Regions from separate parts of the Homo sapiens genome. Here region 2 is linked to region 1. Evidence: read pairs that join two places in POLR2A ChIA-PET (ENCODE). Cell type or tissue: MCF 10A. All regions are shown on one strand. Links, peaks and the distances in the headings refer to the core of each region. The heading gives the core; the rest is flanking DNA.

Region 1 (5,285 bases), core at 1-4,000:
TAGAATTCCAAAATTTTATTTCAGGCTCTCATGTGCGCACACACACCCCCGCACATACAATGAATAGATCATTACACTGTAACATTTAAAATAAATTTTCTAAAGTATTTCCTCCAAATGTCAATTTCTGGACATTTCTAAGGGAAATAAAAATAATGGAATGTAAACTTTACTCGCAGAAGATAAAATAGCCTTTAAAAGTTCTCTTGAGAATAAGTAGTCTGAACAGTACAATCTGTTCTGAAAACCTGAACAATCTTGTATTTCAACTAAAAAAAAAAAAGTGGGGAGAGGAAAGCATAACCTCCTAAGAATCAGCAGACGTGGAGAATTCTTTGTCTCCTACACTGTTCTCTCTCCCTCTCTCTTCTCTCTCTATCTCCTGGATCATTTCCATTAGCTTATAAACATGTTGTTATTTATCATGCCTAGAGCCTTCTTACCGTTTTAGTTTCCACTTGATTATACTGACCTCTTTTGCTATTCAGGTTACAGCAAAACGATATTCTCACTGTCTCCAATTCCTTCCCTTCTAGTTTTCTTTCTTTTTTGCTAAAGCCACTGCAATTAGACTAGTACCACTACTAGTACCACTCCACAGAAACTGCACTTGTCCAATTCACCAAAGATCTCTGCATTCCTAAACCCAGTGATTATTTTACACAACTCACCTTAACAGCTTTTGACATGACTTATCACTCTCTCTCTGAAATACTTTCTTCACTCAGTTCCCAGCACATCCAAGGGCCCTGGATACTTTCAGTCTATCCACTTGGCTTACTCATCCTTCCTTCTCGTCTTTGATCAAATGTCACCACCTCAGTGGGACCTACCATATGTATCTCATTTAAAATTTAACCCCTCACCTCATCACCATACTATTTTCTCTGTGATACTTATCACATTCTAACATACTATATAGTTTGCTTATTGATTATATTTTTTGTGTCATCTCCCAACTGAAAATGTAAACTCCTTGAAGACAGGAAATTTTTTCTGTTGTTTTTGTTACTTTACCCTCAGCATCTTGAAGAAGGATAGGGTGGTCAACAAATATTTGTTGAATAAATAAATGAATTATCTAATAAACCTCACAGATGTAACAGATTCCTTTCTATTGTTGTCAATCAATAAAGCCTTACTTTTTTTTTTTTTTTTTTTTTTCTGAGATGGAGTCTTGCTCTGTCACCCAGGCTGGAGTGCAGTAGCACAATCTCGGCTCACTGCCTCCACTTCCCGGGTTCAAGTGATTCTACTGCCTCAGTCTCCCGAGTAACTGGGATTACAGGCACATGCCACCATGCCTAGCTAATTTTTGTATTTTTGGTAGAGACGGGGTTTCACCATGTTGGCCAGGATGGTCTCGATCTCTTAACCTCATGATCCACCCACCTCGGCTTCCCAAAGTGCTGGGATTACAGGCGTGAGCCACTGCGCCCTGCCAATAAAGCCTTACTTTTAAATCCCAAGGTACTTTTATTATTTTCTATCCCACTATCTTCCTCATGAATACATTGTTTTATTTCCATATTTCTGTGCACATGTCTCTCTTTTACTCATTTTTCAAAAAATTTGAAACCATTTACAAATGTTCACAAAGTAATCAGTGACTACTGAACAAAATTAATTAAGTTCTCACTTAGTGGAAGGAGACACTGGTGCTCTAAGAGATGTAATTGCTTTTCTCGCACGACACCCAAATCAGCAAAAAAACAGTATTTTGGTACTTTCTACTTGACAACACCTCTTTATCATGAAATGGAAAACAAACTCTTGGTCATCACAGTTGCTGGACAAACCAAAAAATGGCTTTAAAGGATCTTAATAAATGGAGCCCTCTAATGAATTTCATCTTCTATCAGTGAAACTCACAAAACGGATGTTTTCCCTCAACTGTACAGCCTAATAGTCCAGAGTGTGTGTTTATCCTCTTCTTAGTTGTTTCCTCTGGCCAGAACACTCATACTCTCTTCTCTGCTTGTTGAAATCTTACATTTCTTCACACCATAACTCAAATGCTGCCTCTCCCTGAAGGCCCTCTGACCCTACCAGTCAGAAGTATTTCTTGCCTTTGTATTCCACAAGCAGGTTTTGGACATCCACCTCTTGCAGCCCTTATTATGGTTCATGATATATGTGATTATTTCTCTACCTGTGTTTTGCATTTCTCAGTGACACCCTCATAGAGGACAAGGACTGTGCTTCGTTTGTTTTTTATGCTGGGCAAAAAAGTCATATTCAGTCACCGAATGAAACCAAACAAAACAAAATACGTGAGTGCAATACCCTTATGTGCATACTCAGATGTGCCACAAATGCATCACAGAAAGTACAATTTGAGACTACTTTTAAATAATAATGCCTGAAACAAAACTGGTGATTTAAAAATGAGAGCTTTGGCTGCCTGACAATTATATTTAAAGGTCATGAGTCATGGCCTCAGAGTAACCATGGTAACCCAGCATACACAGGAGAAGTCATGTTGTACAATAATTAAGGGGGGAAGAAAGCTTTAGAAAGCCTATTAGCTTTGAGATAAAGACAAAATATAATTAACAAATATGTTTATAAAGTTTGTTTTTATTGCATTGTTTTCTTACTTCAGGGTTCACTGGAAACCTGGAAAAACTTCTTTAAATTTCTATTGGCAGGGAGTAATGATACGGCATTTTTCTCAGTGCATTATAAGAACATTGAAATTTCCTTCCTTTAAATGAAATGTCTTTCCGCTTTCTAAACTTTTTACTTCATTCTTCATGTCAAATTGGAGGACTAGTCACCAATTAGCCTGGGTGAATAAATGATTTATTTATTTATTTATTTATTTATTTATTTATTTATTTATTTATTTTAGATGGAGTTTCGCTCTGTCGCCCAGGCTGGAGTGCAGTGTCGCGATCTAGGCTTACTGGGGAGATATGTTATCTCTTTAGCTGCTTTGTTCTGGGAAAATAAAAGAAAATGAGTGTTTGCTAAATTTCATTAGCTTTAATAAATGGATAAAGCCTTACTCCCTCCCATAGATTATTTAATTTTTGAGGCTTATGGAATCCTTTGCACAAATAAACAACATTTTACATAAAATCTTAGATTTGTGAATTTCTCATATCATCCACAGACCATAGACCCAAGACGAAAAGCAAATAAGAACAAGGATCACACATTCACATAAGGAAAATACATTTTAAAACTTAACGAAGCAGGCCAGGCACGGTGGCTCATGCCTATAATCCCAGCACTTTGGGAGGCCAAGGTGGGCAGATCACCTGAGGTCAGGAGCTCAAGACCAGCCTGGCCAACATGGTGAAAGCCTGTCTCTACAAAAATACAAAAATTAGCTGGGCATGATGGCAGATGCCTGTAATCCCAGCTACTCAGGAGGCTGAAGTGGGAGAATCACTTGAACCCGGGAGGCAGAAGTTGCAGTGAGCCAAGATCACTCCATTGCACTCCAGCCTGGATGACAGAGTGAGACTCTGTCTCAAAAACAAACAAACAAACAAAAACTTTAAAAAGCAGAACCATGGTTGCATGTGAACATCCCACAAGGATACTGCCCTATAGGATGTAGCTCCTGCTACAGAGATGTGGCCACCTCTCACTCAAGATTTAAAAGAAAATTGTAAATGGAAGATATTTCCACATTTGAAAGGGAAATGAGTATGGTGTCAACATGCAAAATTTCTAGTAATTAAATGCAGATCAATTAGAGAAGTGAACTGTACTTCCATATTTCTAGCCAACATTGATCTAGGTTTTTATGTGGGGAACATGTAGAGGAGGAATGACCCAGCTTTTTGTGTGTGCATCTCTTGGCAAGAGAGTAGTGAAGATGACATTTCCTTTCAACTGAAAGAAGGCTGGCTTCATACCCTCCCCCTTCCCACATCAGTAAAATGGCTGGGGTGGGTGAGTGTGTGATTTTTAGAAGACCAAGTAAGGGACAATTTATTTGTTCAACAAATATTTATTGAACCCCTACTGTGTGTCAGGCCATGCCCTGTGATCTGGGAAGACAGCAGCTTTCAAAGAAAGGGGTCACTCTCCAGGAAAGGATAAAAAGTCTGTCTGCTGTTATTCCCCAGACTTTAAAGAAAGATTTTTTTTTAAGTACTGAGTGAAAGCTACTTTATCCAGAAATTCCCATGAATTATTTTGGGATGAGAGGAGCTGGGAACTCACCTGCTTCTCTCTGAGGTGTCAGACTCTGGGACCACAGATTTCTTGCTATAGCATTGTCCCATCTCAAGCCAGACCCACTGGGATCCCCTGTCCCTGGGACAGACGTCAACAGGCATCATTCTTTAGAGTTTTAGAATCCCTGCTATTGCTCTGCTGTCCCTTGTTGCTAGGCTACCACAATGGATGTGGAAAAGACAGTTAACTTCCCAAAGAAAAAAATCTCCGTTACAAAGCTGCAGTAACCTCTCAAAACATCTCACAAATCAGATCCAGGCATGAGAATAGGTGAAGAATCACCACATAGCCATCATTTCTGGAAAACTCATTCAAAGTGGAACAGAAACAGTGGTTTTGTGCTCAAACCAAGGCATGTTTACATCCAGAACCAATGCTAAGGAAACAGCCACACTGCTGTCTGAGAGGGGTGCACACCCAGAAATGCATTGGTTTACAGGCAATCAGTGGTGTCACCACAGACCAACCCCTTATTGTGATGATCTGCTTTCCCTGGGACCCGCCGGCCCCAGACAGAAGACCCCACCCGGCCACATTCTCATGAAAGCTTCTTTCCTAACACAGGATTGCACAAGTGATTCATTGTGCCTGATTAGCTGGTAGTTTGCTCACTGTTCACCTGCAACTGCTGCTCCATCTTCCCTGTTGCTTGTCCAAAGACACCAGCTACTTTCTCCCAGCCAGTTGCTGTATCTCTCCCTGGATGCATTTGTAGACCCAGGTGAACCTGTATCCGCTTCACTTTCTGCTCTGACAGGAAGTACAGGTAGGATCCCTGCAGTCCACAGCTCAGAATCATTCCTGGATTTTGGTCTGTATGTCCTGGACTCACCCAATCTAGTCACACGGCTCATCCTAAAATAAATTAGACTGGCATGACAGCAATGTTTCTAATCACAGAATTTGCTTCTAGGGTTAGAGCATTATAGAGCAAGTAACTACAATAGTAACAGGAATGAATAGTTAAGACTGATCTATTAAAGAGTATAATTAGCATTTACTTCTTCAACAAAACTTCAAGTGACCCAGCCCCTTGGTAAAAAAAACCCTATGAATAAAATTAAGAACTATTGAGCGGTTGTTGTTCT
Region 2 (5,285 bases), core at 705-4,704, 390 kb before region 1:
ACCTGGTTTCAAAAAGATTCTGCCCTACCAGGTATTATCTTGAAGACAAACTACAGCCTTGCAAAATGAGACTGTTACTCCAGGACCTTCTAAAAAAACCCACCTACTCCTGAGACTGAAGACCAAATGCAGATATGTAACTTAAGAATGCTTTGGAAACTAACATTTCTAACAATACAATATTAAATTATTCACAGGCCTTTAAAGACCCAAATCTCCACTCTCACAAAGAAAACAGATTCCACTGATTGAAACACTTCATTGAGAACCTAATGTTCCAGACACTTTTATTTAAGGAAGGATCCTATGCAAAATTAGAAGAACATTAGACTCTCTAATGACTTTAAACTAGTAGTCACTAATGTGGAAGAAAAGGAATTAAGAAAAGAAAGAATGAATGAAGGAAAAGAGTTATTTTAGATATCACCTCCCTTGACAGCACTATCTAATATATCTTTCTGTGATGATGGAAATCTTTGGTATCTCAATTGTCCAATGATAACAACTAGCCAAATGTGGTTATTAAGTACTTAAAATGTGACTCAAGTAACTGAAGAACTGAATTTTTAACACAATGTTAATTTAAAGTTAAATTTAACAGCCACAAGTTACGAGTTACTGGAAAGTACAACCCATATTACATTTAAAAATTTATATCATACTTTTGGAAGATATGGACAGGGGATGGCAGAGGAAATACAAAAAACTAAGATTCCATGTATAAGAAACTTTCTTATTCTTAATTTTTTGAACATTTTTCTACTAGGAAGAGATACATCCATACACTAGAACTCTGCAGCCTAAATCTTTTCTATTTTATATTCAATGGATATAAAAACATTTGTCATGAGTATTTAAAAAAGAAAAAAAAAGTCACCAAAATAACAAGAGCTTATGCAGTATTAAACTGTAGGATATTGAAATGAATGCCAACTGAGACTCAGTAATGCCTGCCCCAATTTCCAATGCTAGCTCTGCATGTCTATGATTTTGGACAGGTCATTTAGTTCTTTTGGGTCTTAAACACCACATACGCAAAACAGGGCAATTTCTCTGCCAAACATTCTTTAGAGAATCTAGACAACAGATATAAGGTAGGTAAGATTCTTTTGTACCACATTAATATGTAAAGAATTAGGCCTATTATTCAATATGTATCGATTGAGGGTCTACTGTGTCAGGCCTATACTAGATAGCAAAGGACATAATGGTGATCAATCACAAAGTCAGCTTCTCATGGAGCTTGAAGTTAGCTTAAGTTGACTCAAGCAACCATGTTAATAGATATACTACCACTAACTAAAGCCATTAAGGGAAAATGAGTTTGTTCTAGACTGGAGGATGAAGGCCTCCTCTCAAAAGAAATAAGGACTGAGGTGAAATCTTAAACTGAAAGTTAACAGTGGGTGTATGGAATGGTGGAAGGGAGAGGAAGAGTCCATGGAGAGTACCATGTACAAAGGCCACGTGACCAAAGAATTATTGTGCCACTGAGTAAGTGAAACACTGAAGAAGAGGCAAACCAGAAATAGACAATGCAGGGAGCATTGGGCAACAATGATCAGTTTTGTTTTGGGCACAATAGTGATGGGAAAGCACAGTGAATATGAGAAGCCCAGTTACAAGGCTATTGCTGCAGCTTTGTTGGTGCAAAAGTCATTGCGGTTTTTGGCATTACTTTCAATGTCAAAAAATGCAATTACTTTTACACCAACCTAATAGGATGGTAGCAGCTTAGATGAAAAGAATATTTAGAAATTCAAGTTGACAGAACTCAGTGATTGGATGGGGGAATGAGAGAAAAGTGTCAAGGATGACTCATAGGTTTCTCACTTTTGCAGTATGATGAATAGTGGTACCATTCCGAGAGATATAGCACACACTGGCAGAGGGCCTGGATTCTTGTTTCTGGAGGGAATGGGAAGAAATACTAAGTTTGTGAGCTTGAGTTATCTTTGAGACATAAAACAAAAATGTCAAGCAAGCATTGGATACCCAGAACTCAGAGGAGTGTGGGTAGAAGACGAAATTTCGGGAGTCATTGGACTACAGATGATGTAGCATAAGGAGAGAAAAAAGAGGAACAAGGAAGGAGAAAAGTCCAAATAAAGCCTTGAGGATGTTCAGGTTAGAGAAGGAGGCGACTGCAAAGGATGCGAGGCTGAAAGAGTCAGAAAGGCAGAAGGAAAACTAAGAAGCCAAGGAAGTGACCAAAACACTTCAAAAGAACACCAAATGCTGCCTGAAAGCTGAACACTGCTCAAAACAAAACAAAACAGAACAAAACAAAAACTTCCTGAAATTTGTGATAAGAATGGAGATCACTTGTGACTTTAACAAGAACTATTTATGCAAAATAGAAGCCACACTACAGCAGTTTGAGTAAAAGGTAAGGAAGGAAAGACGGCAATTATAAACAATACTCTCAACAAGTCTGGCTGAGGAAGGAAGGAAAGAGCTTGTACCTGGAAAGGAATGAGAGTTAAATAAAATATTCCGCTTTTTCTGTCAGATAGAAGCTACTCAAATTTCTTTAACAGAAGTAAACTATTGACAGGAACAGTTAAATATCCAAGAAGAAAAATGAAAATCATAGGACCTCAGAACCAAACTGCCAAGTACTGTTTACATCTACACTGTCCAATATAGTAATCAAAGGTCACAAGGAGCTACTACTTCAACACCATTGAAATGTTTGTCTGAATTGAGATGTGCTGTACTGTATGTGAAAAACACACGGGGTTTCAAACTTTGTACAAAAAAAAGAAATTGAGATATCTCATTATAAATGTTTTAATATTCATTATATCTGCAATGAATGTTTTAGACACAGTGTCAAATAAAATACGGTATATTATAAATTAATTTTGCCTGATTCTTTACTTTTTTAAATGACATATGTAGTTCATATTATATTTCTATCGGACAGCACTGATAAAGACCTTAAATGGTAACAGGCCATAATCACAACAACTGCTAGTCCAAACTTCGGACTGGGGTCCTCAGTCCAGACATGCTCTGTGAAGTTTCCTACCTCTTTCCAAGACCGTCAGCCCTATAGCCCAATTCTTGAATTGCAGCTAAATGTTTTAATCACCCCCTTCCTCTCATCTTGGCTACTGCAATGGTTCCATTAAGATGATAATGGGCTTTTACCAAAGTGGTTGTGACTGATACAATGAGAGGTATTGAGATACTGGATGTGTTTCAAACGTATAATTGTTCAGATTTGCTGATAGTCTGGATGGGGATGTATGGACAGAGTAATACCTATTTAGAATGGAGTTGATATTAATGGAGAAGTCTGTGGGAAGGGCAGGTCTCTAATGATTAGGGTCCTCTAAGTCTTTCCCCACTGGAATACTCAAGCCTGCCCTGCCAAACCACCTACGCTCCCTTGCAAAAGTCTCCAAAATGGCTAGCATACCATACCAAATTCTGTTTGAAACTAAACTGATGGAAGAACTAATTCACACTTACCCAACAAAGAACTATCCCACAGGTTTCCAGAATTCTGAACCTAGATGAATATCTAATTTGTGACTATTCAGAAAAAGCACAGAATTTTTTTAAAAATTAAGGCAGGGAAATTTCTGAGTCCAATGATACTATGAGTGTACTAGCCATAATTAGCTTCTGCTGAGAGTCAACATTCCACTAAGCTATTTTTTCTTTTTGGCTTTCCCCCTTCTTCCAATTAGAAACCCCCAAGTTCTCTACCAGCTCCAAGTTTTTCATAATAGCTTTAAGCTAGTGTTGGTAGAGATCCTAGTGAAAATGGAAAAAGACAAAGGAGGGCCTCAGCTGATAGTAGCTTTCATGGTTTAAATGAGACACCACTAATGTTTTTAACTTCAGTATTTTAAGTAATTTTCCTTGTTGCTCACCCTCAGTGGGCTTTCACTTTGTGGAATCAACCCACTAGTTCCCTACCCCTTTGTACAGTATTTGAAAGACTACTAGTTTTCATGGTTTTACCTGAAGAGCAAAAGCACATTTTTACGCTAAAAATGAAAGCTGTTTTCTTAAGTTCTACTATTTAACAAACCAGTATCTGCAATTTTACCTGTTTGCCTCATTGGAGAACTAATTTGTAGAATGAAACCCTATCTTGAGTCCATCTCCCAAACCTGCCCTTCTCACAGACTTCTCCATTAATATCAACTCCATTCTAAATAGGGGGAAAACCCTAGTATTACTCTGTCCATACATCCCCTCATCCAAACCATCAGCAAATCCCAACAATTCTACCTCTGAAACACATCCAGCATCTGAACACCTCTCATTGTATCAATCACTACTACCTTAGTAAAAGTCATTATCATCTTAATGGAACCATTGCAGTAGGCTTCTAACTGGTTTCCTGCCTTCTACTCTTGCCCCCTTACAGTATATTCTCTACACAACAATCAGCGTGGTATTTTGAAAACATAAGTCAGATCATGTCAAATCTGTGCTCAAAACCCTACAATGCCTTCCCCTAAATCACTCAGAGTAAAATCCTAAGTCTTTATCATGATCTGCAAGGTTCTGCGCTATTTGGTCCTCACTACCCCCTGACTTTATCACACTGCCTCATCAATTCGGTCTTGCTGACCTCCCTGTCTCTCCATCACACCAAGCACACTCCCATCTCAGGGTCTTGGTATCTGTTGTTCCTCTGCCTAGAGTGTTCTTTCCCTGGTATCTGCATGGGGGTCACCCCTTTCTAGAGCCTGCTCACATATCAGAGGTCTTCCCTAACAATGCTAAAACAGCATCACCCAGCCATCATCTAGCCACCTTTAATTTTCCTCGCCCTGCTTTAATTTTGTTTGTTTATTGTCTCCTACCGCTAGAATGAAAGCCCCATGACTTTGTTTTGTTTACTGCTATATCCCCAGCATTTAGAACAGTGTTGTTGTTGATGTTCAACAAGGATTTGTTGAATAACTAGGTTCACATTTATTTCACTTCAGCATAGGACTATACTATAGACTTCCCAAATATATATATGTAACATATAATGAAATATCATTGAAAGCAAACACACTCCACACATAAGAACCAAGAAACTCTATTTTGGTCCTTTAAATTCTAGTCTCACAGGATTTTAAAATGTATGAACATAAATACACACAGAGAAGATATCAATTTAGCAGTGTACTGATTTTTTGCTACATTTTAAATCCCAAAATTTCTTTCCTTCTACCCAGGAAATTTTTATGCTAAAAATTAAAAGCTGTTTTCTATTTAACAAAGCAGTAGCTGCAATTTTACCTGTTTGCCGCATTGTAGAACTACTT

The links. ChIA-PET counts read pairs that join two places held together with the same protein. Peaks named below come from ENCODE experiments on the same cell type or tissue, not always from the same donor. Only the 100,000 strongest peaks of a DNase experiment are listed, where the experiment ranks them.
Region 2: POLR2A ChIA-PET joins it to region 1 with 5 read pairs; 2 of 35 experiments call an interaction of 5 or more read pairs at or near these places.

What each region holds. Positions count from the first base shown.
Region 1 is chr5:127,702,405-127,707,689 of GRCh38, reverse strand. It overlaps CCDC192 (coiled-coil domain containing 192), which reads right to left and starts at 4,299. Exons shown (of 7, transcript NM_001317938.2): 1 at 4,183-4,299. The coding sequence starts at 4,244. In MCF 10A, for the core only: no CTCF peak of the experiment used is centred there; a DNase peak (open chromatin) is centred at 2,439.
Region 2 is chr5:128,090,135-128,095,419 of GRCh38, reverse strand. The region is part of intron 1 of SLC12A2 (solute carrier family 12 member 2); the gene reads right to left. Among named protein-coding and RNA genes, the nearest start is that of SLC12A2, 9.0 kb to the right of the region's middle. In MCF 10A, for the core only: no CTCF peak of the experiment used is centred there; no DNase peak of the experiment used is centred there.